Regions from separate parts of the Homo sapiens genome. Here region 1 is linked to region 2. Evidence: read pairs that join two places in POLR2A ChIA-PET (ENCODE). Cell type or tissue: HepG2. All regions are shown on one strand. Links, peaks and the distances in the headings refer to the core of each region. The heading gives the core; the rest is flanking DNA. Region 1 has its middle 4.6 kb from the start of GNAI1. Region 2 overlaps GNAI1 (G protein subunit alpha i1).

The links. Peaks named below come from ENCODE experiments on the same cell type or tissue, not always from the same donor. Only the 100,000 strongest peaks of a DNase experiment are listed, where the experiment ranks them.
Region 1: POLR2A ChIA-PET joins it to region 2 with 5 read pairs; 4 of 35 experiments call an interaction of 5 or more read pairs at or near these places.

What each region holds. Positions count from the first base shown.
Region 1 is chr7:80,128,785-80,131,691 of GRCh38, forward strand. No RefSeq gene overlaps it. Among named protein-coding and RNA genes, the nearest start is that of GNAI1, 4.6 kb to the right of the region's middle. In HepG2, for the core only: no CTCF peak of the experiment used is centred there; a DNase peak (open chromatin) is centred at 1,737.
Region 2 is chr7:80,183,813-80,186,733 of GRCh38, forward strand. All of the region lies in intron 1 of GNAI1 (G protein subunit alpha i1), which reads left to right. Among named protein-coding and RNA genes, the nearest start is that of GNAI1, 50 kb to the left of the region's middle. In HepG2, for the core only: no CTCF peak of the experiment used is centred there; no DNase peak of the experiment used is centred there.

The sequences.
Region 1 (2,907 bases), core at 408-2,907, 55 kb before region 2:
CTGTTGCCCTTGTATTCAACATTGAAAGGCACTGGAATCTTCTTCCTCCAAACATGGTTCCTTCTAGCCATCTGGTTCTCTGCTCAAACGTTGTCACCTCATTAGAGTAATCTTCATGAATGTTCAGTTGAAAGTACCTATCTTTCCCTCAGAGTAACTCCTTGTTGTGGCCACGAAGGTGCACCATTCAGATGACCCTTTAAGGGAGCATAGTTGGCTGATAGCCTCCAACTGCCCCATCTTTAGATCTATTGCAGTGTTCTCACTTAGGCCTGAGGCTCTCTCTTCCAAGGCTGCCCTGAGCCTGTGACTGAGTAAGATAGGGGTACTAGACCCAGCCCACTTCACCACTTCCGCCCAGTACGGGACTTCCCTAATGAACAATATCTACTCAGGACTGGGTTGTGGGACAGAGATCTCATCAGGTTGGCCAAGACTTTCTTCAAGCTGCACCATAACCTGTCCCAAACTCCCTCTTTCCTTCTCTCCTTGTCCAGGTGTCAGAGCTGCATCACATTTGAAGTGCTCCCCAGCTACTCCTGCTCCTACTCTCTCTTATCCTTCACAGAATCTTCTCCCAATCTCTTGTTTGTCTAATTCTGTCTTGACGTCTGCTTCTCAGAAGACCTGAACTGGTGCACTCTCTTGTAAAACACTGCTTCATTACTTTCATAGCATTTATAACTATTTTTATTTTATCCAATTAAATTGATCCACTTATGTATTTATTTAATATCTCCCTCCTACCACTGCCACCATCTCCTCGTCAATGTAATCTGTCTTATTCATCACCTTATTCCCAGTGCTAAGAACACCACCTGGCTTATAATAGGTCTTCAGTTAATATTGTTGAATAAATGAATTAATGGATTTAGAAAGCTAGATTTATACTTTAGATCCAGAGGCTCCTCTTTATTCAATTACTGCGGGTTTTACTGTTCTAGGTCTTGGACATAAAACAGTAAGCAAGAAAGACAAAGTCTCTGCTCTTTTGAATTTATATTCAAGGGAGGGAAGACAGGTAATAAACACATAATCACAAATATATATATGCTATGTGATAAGAGATATAAAGAAATTATAGTGTGTAATAAGGGAATAAAGAGTGGTTGTTGAGTAGTTAGGAAAGATATCTCTCTGATAAGATTACATTTGAACAGAGATTTGGATGAAATAAGGGAGTGAGTCAAGCAGATACCTGGCTCAAGAGTGTTCCAGGCAGGGGGAGCATAAATGCCAAGGCCAATGATGGAGTGTGTTTGGCAAGTTCAAACAGTCTGGAGGTCAGGGAGGCTGAACCAGACAACAAGGAGAATGGCAGAAAATACTATGGGGAGGCACATGGTTAAAAAAAAGGGTAAGTCCTTGTATGCCATCATAAGGATTTTAGATGAGATTTTCCTCTAAGTGAGATGGAAAGTGAATGGATAGTTCTCCCTGACATTTTAAAAGGATGCATCTGGCTGCTAGGTGGGAACAGTAAGCGATTAAGGTAAAAGTAGAGGGAGCAGAAAGCAGGTTATTTAATATTTGATAAATATCTCCAGTGTCTATCAGTAAAGATGGCGATATTTGGCCAAGTTCTGGTTATATTTGAAGACAAAGTTAGTAGGATTTCCTAACAGATTGAATAACTAAGGCTTGCAGGAAAGGAAAGAATCTAGGATGACTCCAAGTATTTGGCCTGAGCAAACAGAAATGTGGAGTTGTTGATTACCGTGTTTTCCTCTGTTCAAGCTCAGCTGAACAGGTATAGTCATACAGAGGCAGAGTAGATTTAACCAGATTTGAAGTTTTTCCTGTTGAATACAATGGTGGGAGTGTTTTGAGGATATTGCAAAGGAATAATTGTCCTGATGGAAGATGGGATATAAGTTGCATAAGGAGAGACATTAGCACATGCAGCACACGACAGAAAGAGAAAAGGCATGTGGTCGGTAGATGGAAGGTCTCTGTGGGACTGGAGAATTGATGGTAATAACGTAACAGAGGGTGAGATGAAAAGGTCTGAAGTGGTGGTCAGAAAGTAGGGTGGCCATATTTTTTCCTTTGTCCCATAACTGTATCAGTCTGTTCTTATGCTGCTAATAAAGACATACCCAAGACTGGGCAATTTATAAAGGAAAGAGGTTTAATTGACTCACAGTTCAGCATGGCTAGGGAGGCCTCACAATCATGGTGGAAGGCAAAGGAGGAGCAAAGTCACGTCTTACATGGCAGCAGGCAAGAAAGCTTATGCAGGAAAACTCCTACTTATAAAACCATTGGCTCTCATGAGACTTATTCACTACCAGGAGAACAGTATGGGGGAATTTGACCTCATGATTCAATTATCTCCACCTGGTCCCACCCTTGACATGTGGGGATTATTACAATTTAACCTGAGATTTAGTTGGGATCACAGTGAAACCATATCAATAGCAATCCTTTTTTCTCAGTTGAATAATATTTGAGAAGAGTTACAAGTGAAATGAAACAAATTCCAAACCTACCTCTCCAACTACCATCCCATGTGTCAACCCCTCTCCATGGTTAAGATTCTTGAAAAAGTCTCCTTATTCAGCTTCTGCATTCTCCATGTTTACTTCTTAATTCCATATGGTAAGTCTCCCATTCACAACATAGCAAGGCAAAATTTTGTTTGCTACAGGTTTCAACACCACCTTGAAGCCAGCTAAAAAAGTCTATTCCTTTTGATTTATGACATCTCTTCAGTCATATCTTCTCATTCCTACATTAAATATCCCCCAATTTCTTCAATTATTCCTTATGACATAGTTTGTAGCTACTTTGAAAACCTGAGGCTCTCAGCTGAATGTGTTCTAATTTGTCTTTTAACATATGTCTCTAACTCTCTTAACATATAATGTTCAGTATTATTCAGAAATAAGAAGAAATAAAGTACTG
Region 2 (2,921 bases), core at 192-2,691:
TCTAGCAAAGGGTTACCTTATATCTTGATTTGTTTTTATTTTTTCTCCCTTCCTCCCACCGTCTTGACTTGATGCATTTCCCTTTCCTGGATCCTACCGGTAGGCTGCTGTATGTTTGAGACCCCAAAATGCCTGTGAGTTCTCTCTCCGGTGTTAATGTGATGGTGCTCCTTTGTCCTCAGCACAGTCTTATTTGCTGGGCTCCATATTTGCTGTCAGAGATGCAGTTTTTCGTTAGCCACTTCCTCCTTAAAGGAGACCAGTGGGCGGAGGGGGAGGACTCCTCTGTGTGCCTGTTACCAGTAGCGAATCTGATGCATCTGCAGCAACCTCAATTCTTACCTCCTCAGAAGAAAGAATTCGGCCGAGGGGCATAAGGTAGGGAGACCGAGAAGTTTTAGAGGAGTGAAAATTTATTAAAAAGTTTTAGAGCAGGAACAGAAGGAAGGAACGCGCACCTGGAAGAGGGCCAAGCTGGTGACTCGAACGGTTATTGTGCAGTTTGGCCTTTTGACTTGAGGTTTTATACATTGGTACGTCCAGGGTCTTGTGTCCCTTCTCCCCTGATTCTTCCCTTGGGGTGGGCTGTTCACATGCGCAGTGGCCTGCTAGCGCTTGGGAGAGGAGCCTGTGCAGTGTGCTTACTGGAGTTGTGCCCATACTCACTTGAGGCATTCTTCCCTTACCAGTCTAGCATTCCTAGAGGAAGGTCATATACCAGTTAAACTCCACCATTTTGCCTCTTAATGTGCATGCTTGAGCTCACTCACCCATCTCTTCAGATCTTATTGGGAAGCTGCTGATCACCAGTTGCAGGTTTTTTTCTATCTATATGGAGACTGCCTTTCCCTTTCACTGGCTGTGACCAATTACTATTTTAGAGAAACATTTAACAACCTCCTGTCCATCACCTGATGGTCACCTGACATTCCTGGTCAGGTGGAACCCTCTCCTGCCCTGCTCATGCCTGACTAGCTACCTACTATAACATCACAACTTTGGCTTTATCGCCACTGGCCAACCATAACCATTGCACACATATTCTCAGCCCTCTGGGAGTCACATTCTTCCCTCTAAACTCTCATTCACTCCACAGTGATTAGTTGACTGATAGTTCCTGTGCCGGCCACTTAGTCACCTTGACCAGCCAGGTTTCGTGACTGCAAATGGTCACGCACTTTGATCTTTCTTGACTGACACATGTTACATATTTCTCTTTTCTTCTTGAAGTTGCTCTTGGTAGATGGGAGCACTTTTCATCCCATCCTGGATTTAAGTGAAAAGTAACAGCAACTTGGCTGAGTACTACTGGAAAAAATTTACCCCCCAACCCCATTTTTTTCTTTACAATATTGTTTCCTGCTGAAGCCATGTTCACAGGGTTAAAAAGAATTCTAGACAGAAATATAGCTATAATTAAGCATTATTCAGTCTGTGCTTTGACCCACTTCCTTGTAACTGAAAGTCACATAACACTGGATACTGACCATTTGCATCCTGGTTGTTCCTATAGATAGTATTTCTGGCCTTAGATTGGATCTCTGGTGTTAGAATCATGAGGCTTTTGTTTAAGAATTGTTTAAGTAGATCCTGAATTCCAATTTAACAGCTGAGGCCATCCAGTTTAAAGACCCTCACAGAAGAACCGAATCAGCCTAAGAATAGTTTCTTCATTTCCCTGTCCTATGGCTTTACCCTGCATTCGTTGACCGTTCAATCTGTACACTTCAACCCACTCCAAAACCCCTAAAAACGCTAGCCCCAAACTCCTCAGGCAGATAGATTTGCGGTTTCCTCTATCTCTGTTCGGTGGCCCTACTACGATTAAACTTCTTTCTCTGCTGCAGCCCAGGGTCTCAGCATATTGACTTGGCATGCACATCAGGCAACGATGTGCAGCGTTACACTCCCAGCCTCCCAGAAGTGACTGTGCTGCCTGAGATTTGTAGAGAACAACTATTTACTCTTTCCTGTATGCTATATGGAGAAAATACCAGTGTTCAGAATGTTGAAACCCTAACCACGTGGCATTTGTAATTTTCCTCTTAGGAGACTCTGTATGGAATTGAGAGTTGAAAACTAATTATGTAAATTGCTAAGCTTTGAAACGTTTTTGCAAAATTTCTGCCTGTAGATATCTATTCCACAAAGAGTATTTTGTGACTAGTAAAGAAAGTACAAATCCAGTTAATAAGACTGCCATCCGCACTCTTTTTTTTTTTTTTTTTTTTTTTTTTTGAGACGGAGTCTCACTCTGTTGCCCAGGCTGGAGTGCAGCGGCACAATCTCCGTTCACTGCAACCTCTGCCTCCCGGGTTCAAGCAGCTCTTCTGCCTCAGCCTCCCGAGTAGCTGGGTCTATAGGCACCTACCACCACGCCCAGTTAATTTTTGTATTTTTAGTAGAGACAGGATTTCACCATATTGGCCAGGCTGGTCTAGAACTCTTGTCCTCGTGATCTGCCCGCCTCAGCCTCCCAAAGTGCTGGGATTACAGGCATGAGCCACCGTGCCTGGCCCCCCACTCTTTAATGTTAAACAGATTTCAGGACTTTTTGAACCACAAGCCATTGACTGGATGTGCAATGCAAAGTAAGCTAAGCGTCCCATGTTCCCATTTATTTGAAGAGATAAAAAGTTAATTAGAATGTAGAGATAATATCTAATAGCAGGAAAATTTGTTTTTTTTTCTTAAGGTTTAAACATTCTCATTTGTACATACATAGTTCAACTGGAAAAATCTTATTCTTTACTATTTCTGATTTTCTTCCTTTCGTGGATCTCAAAACTCACGAGCTTACATCACTTGAACCTTTCTCTGGGCTTTTCAGTTGTTTCACTAACAAAATGGACCATAGTGGCTATTCATCAAAGTTCACTATATCTGTGGTATCACCATCCCTGTGTACGAATCCTGGGATC